Linked DNA regions of Mus musculus: region 1 is linked to region 2. Evidence: chromatin contacts called from ENCODE POLR2A ChIA-PET data. All regions are on one chromosome and are shown on one strand. Each heading gives the region's core, a stretch centred on a gene start or an enhancer-like site at or near the end of the contact. The rest is flanking DNA. Distances are from core to core; before and after follow the strand shown.

Region 1 (5,730 bases), core at 2,774-5,273, 72 kb after region 2:
ATGGCCGCAGAAACAGGGCAAGGCCAGCTATGCTCTGCACATGCTGTCCTGTGCCTCAGCACACCACACACCTCCTCACCCATCCCGTTTGCTGCTGCTGGGAAAAGGGTAAGGCCAGGGAGTGGACAAGGAGGAGAGAGGCAGAGGCAGGGGAGTGGCTGACTCTGAAAGTGGAGCACAAGAAGGTGTGAGACACCAGGTGAATTAGAAAAGGGTGCCCCTCCCTCAAGATACCGCTCTTCTATGTGTCAGGGAATCACCCTGATATTCTGCCGTGATTTGACAAGAACAAGATGGCTGCAGGTGTCCTGAGTGCAATCCTCACTGTCTATAGTGTAAACAGCCTCCCTTGGGGTTTGCTTGAGTAATGAACTGCTGTGAGATTAGCCTAAGAGACAGACCCAGGCCAGGAAACCCTGATGCTGCCATTCGACCTGCTCTTCTGGTCTCTGCCTTACTTTCTCCGATTAGAAAAGTGTTGTTCAATAGATCTGATATCTATCAACTCCGTAGTACATATGCATCCTCTTAGGTGGTAGAAGACATTGACAAGAGGCAAGGAAGAGAGAGTCCAGGTCTTGGGGGGAAAGGGTGAAGAATGAGAGATGGCATCCAGCTGTCTCTTATCCTTCACACACACACACACACACACACACACTCACACAAACACACCGTACCGTTCACCTCAAGCACTGGATGGCAAGACCAGAGGGTCAACTTACATTGGTGATTGTGTCTCCATTGAGTTCAGTCACGGACTTTATGCCTTTGAAAGTTGTCACCATTTTATTGTCACCTTCCAGCTTGACGACTGCCTGCAGGGAAGACAGAGGGTGGCCCGTGAGCAAAGGCCTGGCAATGAAGCTAATGAAGTTGGTTCCCTGCATGGTATCAACTGACAAGGAATCAAATGTCCTGTCCCTCTCCAGTTCTTTGGTGCTAAATGGAAATAGGGCATATTTATGAATGAAAGAAAATGTCAAGCTTACCTAAGTGGTTCTGCCCTGGGGGAAAAATCTGAAAATAAAATATAAAATCCCATTTCTCAAGCTTGTAGAGGGAGGAGGTAGAAAAACTCCAATCATCAGCAGCTGGGGGTGGGGGTGGGAATTCATTTTACTTCGGTGGTTACTGAGTCTTTCTTTCTTCCTTTCTCTCTTCCTTCCTTCCTTTCCTTCTTTCTTTCTTTCTTTCTTTCTTTCTTTCTTTCTTTCTTTCTTTCTTTCTATTGTAGTGCCAATTCCAAGCTGTATACATCAAGGACAGTAGTAAATAGAATCATGGCTGGGCACAGTACTTTAAGGCTTTCCAGCACTCGTGAGGCAGGAGCATGCTGGGTTTGAGGCTAGTATGGGCTACATGGCAAAATGCTAAAGGGGGGAAAAGAATGAAAGGAAAGGAAGTAAGAGAGGGATGGAGGGGAGAATCCTAATCAAGAGCAAAAGACATCAAATATCTGCTTCTACAGTGGACATTGAAAAAGGGCTGTAGTAAAACTGACACCCCAACCCTTGTCATGAACCAATCAGGAGAAACCCCGCCCTCCCTTCTCTTTGACTTGTAAAAGAGGCAGAAATAAGAGCAACCAGAAGTGATAAAGAGACTCTTGTTGAATTTGAGGCACAAAGCTTCCTGGAAAGGGCAGGGACAGAGAACAGAAGCACATTACACTCGCTACCCTAGGCTGTGCAGGACTCAGACGGGGGCAGGGGCGGGGATGACAGGACCCACAGCCTCTGGATCTCTCTATCACCTGTCCATTAGTCACACAGCCCACAGACAGCTGGCATTGCTGCCTGGAACCATCTCCCAGCGGACGTAAAGCTGCCCTAGCTCAGATGAAGGTTTTCACTGACACCAATGTGCCCCAGTTCTAGGCTTTCCTTGAAGGACTCTGAGAGCCAGGAGCACTGTGCCTGGGAGACCTGAGACTGAGGCTCCTTCTCTGTGCTCCATTATCCCCACATCCTCCTCCATTGTGAGAGCCCAGATGCCCACGATCCCTGAGACAATGAGAAGTCTACTCTCAAAGCTCTCTGTGTCTCCTGCCTGAAGTAGTTTCAGTGACATGGTCTCCGTTAGGAGAAGTTCTGGGAAAGAGATGGAGGTGGAACTACATACCTTGACTTTTTCCCCAGTCATGGTCTCCAGTTCGCACTCCTCCCCCAGGGTGAACTCATTGCGGACCACTTTGGGTCCATAGGTGATGGTGAGTTTGATTTTCTTCCCTTCATGCACGATTTCTGACACCCCCTTGATGTCCTTCCCTTTCTGGATGAGGTCCTCGGGCAGACCTGGTAGAGACCATGTAAAGTTAAAAACTGGGAGAACAGAGACCCCACACATTTCCATACAGTAGTCCTGTGAGCAGTTAGGTCTTTGCCTTCTGATGCGGAAAGTCGGTAGTCTGCTAGTACTTTGCCAGTTAGTACTATTATTTTTTGAGACAGGGTCTCTTGCAGCCTAGGTTAGCCTTAACTCACTCTATGGTGGAGGATGACCTTGAGTGTCTGATCCTCCTGCTTCCACATCCTTAGTGCTAAAATCGCAGTCATGTGCCATTGTACCTGGCTTATATGGTGCAAGGGATTGAACCCAGGGCTTCATGCATGCTAGGCAAACACTCTACCAACCGAGCCACATTCTCAGCCCAGCGATTCATTTGTTGTAAAGACCCTTCCCTCTGTGGCTCCCTGCTTCTTACTCATCCTCCCCTCCACCCCCCACAGATCCCTCCTTCTTTAGTGGCCTGGCTCTTAGAGTGGGAACACTTCATCCTCCAGAATGTTTAGCTTCCAAATCCAATTACCTTTGAAGTGATATGGGAGCTACAGATAATTAGGCCATGCACAAAGTAGGACCATGCCTGGCAAACTTGCTGTGGCCTCTGGAGTCAAGGCTCTTGGGGGTAATGTACAAAAATCCTTTACCCTAGAATAGGGCTTTTCAGATTTCAGAACAAATCTGTGCTTTTACATGAACAGGAGTTCACAAGAACCGGGGAGTTCACAGTGACAGTGGAGGGTCCCTTGCAAAACTAAGGGATCCTCACATTCATGATCTTTGACTTGTCTGCAAAAGAAGCTCTGAGTCCTAGGATGACCCGAGAGTCCTTTCCCCACTCTTGCTGTTCCTCATCTTTTCCATGTTGGTAACCCCCTTTGTTCCACTTCCCCCTCTGCCCACAGGCCTCTTTCTTCCTGTTATATACTCTTCTCTCCCTGGTTCCAGGCTCAGCTTTCATCATCACAGTCTCCCCCGTACCTGAGTACCCTGGGAGACATAGGGTGTTTAAATAGGGTCTCTGGGACCCAGCACCTGCTTCTAACTCCAACACAAACACTCTCTAAACTGTGAGCCTCATCACAGCTACCTCACCTACCCCAGTCGCCTCAACTGTAAAATGGGAAAACAGCTCAGTTTTATGGTGAGTATTTACTGTGGGCATTGCATGGCAATGCCTGGTATAGAGTCATACATATTAGGAGACACTTCATTCCATTTATCTCCAAATAACTGGTCAAGATTGTAGCTTTGTCTCTGAACATTGGTCAGGATTGTAGCCTATCACACTCTGTCTCTCTGGTATATGTACAAGCATGGGGTTGGCGTATGGTTGGCCTTGAATCAATGTTTGCTAGAAAGTGAGTGAAGGAACAAGGTCTTAGAATAAAGTGCCATGAGACACACACTTCGAACCAGTTCATCTTCCAATGTAGGGTTGTTTCCACTTCCCTGGAGTAGCTTTGTCCAGTGGGGAGCAGTAAAAGTAACAAGAGAGCAGGAGAGTCACTGGAGAACTCCTCAATTCGGTATAGCCTGGACCCCTCCTTCCACCTCAACACCAGACCTGGACTATCTGTTGATAGTAGGGCTAGCCCCTCGTTGCTGTCATAATCACCACTCACCTATTGCCTTCATGAATGGCTCAAAGTTCTCCTGGCTCTGCAATTGGTACTTGCCGGAGAAGTTCATGGTGGCAACGAGGCTTCCTTTCCACAGCTGACCACAACAGCTCTGCCTGCCAGGTCACCCACTGTTGCCTATTTTATAAGGGGATTCTTCCTCCTCAGATATAGGCCATAGGTCAGTGATTGTCGATTTATTTATGGCCAGGCTCAAACATTAACTCCTGAGAGCAATGGTCAACGATAAAAATCAGAGTGGGCAAGGCAGAGGTTTGTTCTAATTCAGCAAACATTAGTGAGTCCAACCAAGGGCAAAGCTCTCTGTAAATGTTGCCTTTATGGTGACTTAACCCTACTCATGAAATAAGTGTGCATGGTTGAAATGTATGTTGACAAATGTATGTATGTGCAACATACATACATTTAGAAATAATTTAGAAACATGTGAATCACATCTCCAGCAATGCACATATGCATATATACCTAAGTGCACATATGTATGTGTTTGTACATGTGTACACTTGTATGTATGCATATATTTATATACATGTCACTACATATCCATATGTACATACATAAACACACATACGTGTGTGTGTGTGTGTGTGTGTGTGTGTGTGTGTGTGCGCGCGCATTACATGGGGAGAAATACCTTTGAACTCAAAACCTTTTTCATATAACCTTATGTTTATTTCTCATTTTTTATTATTATACAAACATAATTTTACATACATTTTATCAGTCCTTAAAGCTGTTTTGTATTTTGAGAATTCTTCTTCAATGATTCCAAGCAAGCCTCAATCCAGGCAAGTCTCAGTCCAGGCAAGCCTTAGTCCAGACAAGCCTCCCCTTTGAAGGCATCTACTGTCAGCAGGTGTAAGCTCTTTAACTAAAGCAGCAGTCTGAAAACTTAGATTATTTTATCTGCTAGAGACAAGTCCAGCCAAGAAAGATGGCATTACCTGCTGACTTTGTCCCATCCCTGCCTCACAACTAAGAACAGGGCACTAAGATGGTACACGGGCATTCAGCCTGACTAGAAGTGGCCTTGGGGAAGAGGCCTAAGGATGCTTCCAAAGATCTCTGATGTTCTTGTTTGTCATGGGGGAATTGTCACCCAGAGCATCTTCATCTCCCCATTCCAGCATCCTAGGCAGTTCTCAGCAAGTGCCACTTCACAGCCTATTTCTCTTCTGTTTAGACTTTAGCATCAGCCTCATTACTCACAGCCATCGGCCCTCCATCCTCTAGTCTTTTCTGCCCCGAGGCTACATAGACTTATAAATCTGAGGCTGGGGTATGCCATGCCTCAGTTTTGAACCCATGGTCCCTATTGCTCTAGCAGTGACAGGCCCCGGATAGCGTGGAAGGTCTGTGTCTACTGTCCTGACTGTGATGACTGCTCAAAATAGAGCTTGCACTTTGCTTTCATTTTTGTCTTGCAAAATGACTGCCATTGTCTAAGCTTCTAGTGAGGCTGTTAGGCTTGCCAAACCCAGCCTCATCACCCACCTTTCCCTAGAGGTCACAGGCATAGGCCAGCTGAAGGTGTCGGGGTATTTCTTCCTCTATGTTTGAATTTGTGTCTCTTCTACACTTTTCCTGTCCTCCAGCTGTCTGCCTCCCTGTAACTCCTCCCAGCTAGTGGGCCTACCCCCATTCTGTCTCCTCCATTCAGCTGGGCTGGCTTCTCTGCATTCTTCCTCATTGTGCTCCTTCCTTGGGAGTCTTGATGGAGAGCACATGAAATGAGCTCAATCAGTGATGGTTCAGCAAAGAGAAACCTCCAAAAGATAACGCGGCCACGGCTCTTGTGGTGCAG
Region 2 (6,357 bases), core at 617-3,116:
TTTTATAACATTCTTACTACATGGAAGTGTTCATAAAAATGTTTTAAGGATACTATTTTACTCCTGTGCTACTTCTCCAAATTGTGAAAGGACATAAAATACAGATATCATGAAAAAAGTTACTTTTAGTGTTATATTTACAGGTATTATATATAGAAAAGGAATCTAAATTATCCTGTGATAGTCTGGCTTCCATTATCTTTCACACTGGAGACAAGGAGCAATATAAGGTAAAAGTACTAAAAATAGTTTTTCTGTTTCTTGGTGTTTTACTGAACTCTTCTGCAGTGGGGAATCAAATGCCACGATATAAAATTATTTCCAAAACTGCTTTAAAGATTTATCTCACAGGTGCAGGCTGTCTCAGGTGTGTAGTACCTATAACACACACACACACACATCTACTGGGGTAGTCTACAGCTTTTGTGTTTTGGTAAATGTGTTGGTGAGAATGTCAAAACTCTCCAAACCTCCATCCATAAAAAGCGACTTAAATCACAATTTAACACGGTGCCCAGTGTCAAGTGCCTGGGACACCCCTGCCACACTTTAAGGAAAAGCTCTGGCTGTCAGGTTTACTGTTTATTTTAGCCCTCAACAGATGACACGCCTCCGTGTTTGTGATGCTGGGGTCTAAGGAGTTCTACCCACAGTAGAGCTCACTCTTAAAAAGCTAACAAATTCTGCCCGGTCCCAGGCCATTTTTGTTTTTTTTCCTGAGGTAGTGTTTCACTCTATAGCTCGTGCTGGCTAGGAATTCTCATGTAGACCAGGATGGCCTCTGCCCCTCCACTGCTAGGGATTTAAGGCGCTCAGCACCACGCCCAACAAAGACTCTAACTATCCCCTCATTTTAAGCTTATTTCCCACAGCTCAGCGGTCTTTCAGAGTCTATAGAAGCAATTCTTTGAAATGTAACTGGGATGAAGGAGGCGCCTAACTTCCTAGTTCTCAGCCGGCAGAAGCAATGCCTAACCCTTGGGGAGTTTTCACCTCTCCTGTCTACTTCAGGCCTTCTCTCCTTACACTTTTTTTTAAAGGCCAAAGTCACTCGGAGCACTCCAGAACACAGCTCAGTTCTGCTCCTAGTCAGTAGGGTTGGAATAAAATCTTGCTTCTCGCCACTCTCACACTGGTCAAAAAATGCTAAAACTCGGGTTACTACGGTCAAGAGACGTCTGGACATTTTTTTCTAACTCGTCTTCCTGGCAATCCAGAAGCCTAGAAAAGCTTCGGGGTGATCCGTCCCCTCCACCTCACCTCTCCTCTTCCTTGAGGAAACCTGGAAGCTCCCACCCTCCTGTCCAGAGCTCCCTAATTCCCCACTCATGCCTGTCGCTAAGTGGCCTGCTGGGAAGTCTCCTGTCCACGCTCCTGCACCAAACCGAGGCTGCTCTCTCCCGGGGTCGCTGGAGGACGGGGATTCCTCACTGAACCCCCACTGCCCTCGGCTCGGCCGCCTCTTCTCCTAGCCCCCTCGGACCTCGGCTTCCTCGCCAGGCCGTGAGGTCCCTCGGCCATGGCGCCGCGGATGCTGAGGGGTTCTGAGGAGAGAGTCAGGCGCTCCGAGGGGGGCCGCGCCCGGCTCTCGTCGGCCATTTCGAAGGCGCGGCGGGGCGGGGCCGGGGCGCTCGGCCTTCACCAGGCCGCGGGAGTTGAGGGCTGGAGCTCGGGCCGCCCCCGCCGCCGGGCGGGAACTCACCTTCTCTGAGGCAGGGGCGGGCGTCTACAACTACTGTCCCCCTCCCCGCCAACAACGCCGGCCGGGGGTCAGAGGCTGCGGTGGAGGTGGCGGAGAGGCAGAGACACCGCTGCCGCCGCCGCCGCCTCCGCCGCAGAGCAGGCGGGGTGGGAGGGGGGGAGGAGGCGGAGACCTGACTTCCTGAGGGGAAGTCGCCGCCACCACCCGCGGCTGACTGGACAGCGCCAGCGCCATGGCGGCGGGGGCGCGCAGGTGCGCGTGCGCAGCAGGGCGGCCGAGCCCTCGGGAAATTTTCTAGCCCCGCCCTCCATGTGTGCTCCGCCCCTTCCCGCCATTTCGGACTAACCGGCTCTGTCCGTGTGGGTAGGAGCTTGGGTGTCGGTCCTTCTTGCCATTGGAGGAAAGAAACCTAGTGACGAGGTTCAGCCCGGAAGCCAAAGTGAGTCTGGAAATGTATGGATCCACCGGCCAAAATATCTAAGAAACGCACATCTGCCTTTCCTCTTTCTTGTGCTCTTATATTAAGACTAAATATTAAGCACCATCCCTGCTCATGGTACGTTGCTAGCTAGCATAGTCCATAAATTCCCTCTTAGATTATACACGTTCGTGCATAGTATTCCTCAAAGCACACACACGGTATGCTCACCATACACGCTCCTATTACATAGATACAACATCACACAGGTACTACTAAAGTATATTTTAGTTTTCTTTACATGGTCATTATTTTGTGTGGAGCGGAGTGAGGGTGGGGCTCCTTTTACCTTATGCACCCCAGAAGTCGAACTCAGCTTCTGGGGCTTGGCAGCACACCGACCCATGTGTAATAGGGTCTTACTTTAGCTCAGGCTGGTCCCAAGCATGGATTGAAGTAATCACTTAAAAACCTCAGATGGACTGAGAAGCCCAGAGTTGACTGTTGACTGCTGAAGCTTCTGATAAGGAGATCCACATACCAGACCCGCTAGCCTCTCCCACTTCCTGACTGCAGGGGAACTGACCTGCAAATGGAATCTTCCAACCCCAAAGCTCCCTCCCTCCGCCTCCCCCCCCCCCTTTCAGTCCTACAAAACCCAACCCCTTACTCCCCAACACGTGCCACTTGGGCATAGTCTCACTTCCCTGAGAGACTGCAGCCCTTCAGTTCTGATTAAAGATCAGTTCTGTTTCAGGAGATGTCTGTCTACCCTTCATTTCCACTCGCCTTCACCAATCCCTTTCTATCATCTCTCAGTCTCGCAAGGGCTGAAATTTAACGAGTGAGCCAGGAAGCTCCACTAGGGTCTTTGGTTTTTAAAGCCGAAGACTGCTTTACTCCCAGGCTGGCCTGGAATACAGGATCCTTCTACCTCAGACTCCCAAGTGCTGGAATTAGAAGCCCCTTCACCCACTGGACCATGTTAAAGGCCCTGCTTCCGGTTAATACTACACTACTGTGTAAGTCAACAGGCTGCACTTGCTTCCGTTGCCAAGCATTGCCACTCCCCGACTGCCTAATAAACTCCGTCCGTAAAAGGCTTCACACAGAGACAAGCAGTCCATTAATGATTCCACGCTTATTAATAACACAGGGACAAGAGAGAACCTGAGGTTTTGGTCTGTGCTGTAATTAGACAACATATAATGGGCTATTATGTGAGTGACTTTCTCTCTTCCCTCTACCCTTTAAAAATATTTATTAATTTTATTTTTAAAATATTCTGTATTACATAAAAACTTACAAAGAAATAGAAACGTGGTGTTCCTAAAGATCTGCTCATAATCGTGTGTGTGTGTGTGTGTGTGTGTGTAGTGTGTTTCTTTTTTTGGCTTTTCGAGACAGGGTTTCTCTGTAGCCCTGGCTGTCCTGGAACTCATTTTGTAGATCAGGCTGGCCTCGAACTCAGAAATCCGCCTGCCTCTGCCTCCCAAGTGCTGGGATTAAAGGTGTGTGCCAGCCACCACGCCCTGCGTGTAGTGTGTTTCTGTGTGGAGACGGTATGTGCCCATGTGTGTGTGTCCTAGGAGGTCAGATGCATCAGATCCCCTGGAGACATGTCTGGTTATAAGTGGTCTGATGTGGGTTTTGGGAACCTGACTCAGGTCCTTTGCAAAAGCAGTACAGAGCTCTTAACCTTTGAGCCATCTGGGTAGCCCTTCACCTTTATTTTCAATGCCATTCCCCTTGTTTATTTAGCACCCCCTTAATTCAGTCTCTAAACGTTCTCGTTGGTCTCTCACATTGCTTATGGCACAAATGGATGAGCCTAGGAGTGTACGAGCTCTTCCTGGCCTGTTTAATATTGCCAAGCACTCTGACCATCCTATTATTAGACTCAGCAGGGGCTGGCAAGCATTTTCTGTAAAAGGTCATCAGTAAGCACTTTTGGCCCCGCTGGTTCCAAGTTTTCTAAGGGACATAGCCACCATGCTACAAATACATCTGTAGGAAAGACGTGAGCAAGTGAGTGTGCTTGCTTTCTGATAGTTATATTTAGAGTAACAGAAATTTGAATTTTGTCTAGGTATTTTGCTACAAAATTCATTTGCCTCCCCCCACCCCTCCACCAAACCATTAAAGACAGTAAAAACTATTTTTACTTCACAGCTGTAAAGGGCCCTGGAAATCTTATGCCCTAAATGAACTTTAGCACCAAGTAGAAAGGAAGTTGAAGGGTTGTGCCTTTTACTAACGTATAGGAGGTGAAGCACTTGCAGCTCCCTGGATTTGCCAATAGATGGTGATCTTTCTGAGTGTGTGTGTGTAGCTCAGCCAGTGGGTCTTTGACAGAGAGAACTTTGGAGGTTTTGCAGGGTGTGGTAGCATCCTTCTATTCGGCCAGGCACAGCAAAAACTTATTGCAAACTGTACTGGTAACATTTCCCCTTTACTTTTGGACTTTTATACCTATCCATACATATTCCCTAAACTGTGACATATATAACTGAGGAAACACAATTAATCACCCTCCCCAGGCCTCTGAGGTGATCAGTTGGAACAACAATGTATATGCACAGTGGGTACAGCTAAAGTTCTAAGTGCTACAACAAGCATCTGGAAACACATTCTACCAGAAGTTCAGGTCAGCAAGACGAACTCCTTCTTCCATTAGGAGGCTGTTTACACAGGAGTGGGAGTATACTGGCAATCCCAGCAATTTGGGAGGTTAATGCAGGACAATGACAGTTTTTAAAGGAGGAGCCGCATCAGCAGCAGGAGCCGCAGCAGCTGCAGGAATCTGAAGCATACCTAGGCTTTGTGATGATCTACCATTATCTCCAAAAAAGCCCTATTTTTTCACTACCTTTGAGAATATAGTCCCAGCTGGTCCCTTCCAATCACCAGCCCAACAGCTAGTGCCAGTACTCACACTCTCGGCGATGCTGCTGTGTGTCCTAGGGAGCAAAGGACAACCTTAAACAATAAAGACTCTGCTCATCTCCAATTCCCAGAGTGACAAGAAGGTAGCACCTGAGTGACATTAAACCCTGTTCCTTAATATTTATTTTTATTAATTTGATATTACATTTGTAAGTATGTCTCTGTATAGACACGTATACATGAGTCCAGGAGCTGTCAGAAGCCAGAGGTGAAGTGTCCACCAAGAACTAGAGCTAGAGTTGGTTGTGACCTTGTAGCATAGACACTGAGAACCTAACTGGGGCCCTCTGCAAGAGCAGTATAGCACTCACAGCCTGAACCATCTCTCCAGCCCCTAGAACTGTTATGTTATCATAGAGAAGATTTTAAAACACTTTAATATATTCTGGGGTCTTTTTAATGAATGTGTCTTCTTGTTGATTAAAGAAACAATTATATCCCTTTTGTTCAGCACTCCAAGAAGAAATGCTTACTGCATTATAAAGTCACGTTAGAGACTTCAGTTCCCCTTTAGAGATTTGTGTACCCAGATTTGTCAACCCCGGTTTTAGCTTTCACTGTCATAGTGAATAGGTTTGGAAGTGCAAAGATCTGACCACCTCTGCCTCCTTCTGTAGTTATTCTACCCAAACATATGGAAATGAGCCTTCCATACTGCCGCAGACCCTCTGGGCCCCTTTGTCTGCATGGAACAGCTCTCTAGTCGTGGGTGGGCAAAGCATCAGATGGAATGACAGACCGATGCACACAGGAGAGGTTGTGTAGAATCTGAATGTAATGTCAAATCGAGCATCAAACTTTTTATACAGAAGAAAATAAGGAAGTTGGGTGACACACTCGCAAGGTACAAAGAGGTTACTGGATTCTTACATAAAACAGAGGAATGCAAACACAGAAGGTCTAAGGGAACCACCTGGGATAGAATTCATTGTTAACAACAGGGTTCAAAAAGGGCTCCACCTAAGATTCACTTAATCTTAGAAGCCAGGGTCAAGGGCTTCGTGCCCTTGCCATAGTTCCTATTTTAGTCTATTGTATAGTCCACCTTCCCCCTAGGCCATTGTAAATACGTGTGTATGGGTGTAACTCAGCTATAGTTCTAAGTATCTATTCTGGTTTCTCCTTAGGTCTGAAACTTCCTTCTTCCTAGGTGATGGTAAATTCCTGTGTAGGGCAGTGCCTTAGCTTTTATTCAAAGTGATAGTGTAATACCAGAGGCAATTCTGAATGTCACTGAATAGCAACATTCTTACTGAATTTCAAGCCCATGGTCTTGCTCAAGGACGTTCTA

Evidence for each region. ChIA-PET counts read pairs that join two places held with the same protein, here RNA polymerase II (POLR2A).
Region 1: POLR2A ChIA-PET joins it to region 2 with 10 read pairs in embryonic stem cell. The contact joins the promoter of Fabp1 here to the promoter of Krcc1 in region 2. POLR2A ChIA-PET finds 5 or more read pairs at or near these places in 4 of 5 experiments (Patski and embryonic stem cell).

The regions. Positions count from the first base shown.
Region 1 is chr6:71,198,172-71,203,901 of GRCm38, reverse strand. It overlaps Fabp1 (fatty acid binding protein 1, liver), which reads right to left and starts at 4,023. Exons shown (of 4, transcript NM_017399.5): 1 at 3,909-4,023; 2 at 2,122-2,294; 3 at 723-815. The coding sequence starts at 3,975.
Region 2 is chr6:71,267,186-71,273,542 of GRCm38, reverse strand. Krcc1 (lysine-rich coiled-coil 1) reads right to left here and starts at 1,866. Exons shown (of 3, transcript NM_001354706.1): 1 at 1,703-1,866. Mir8112 (microRNA 8112) reads right to left here and starts at 1,872; the gene lies at 1,742-1,872.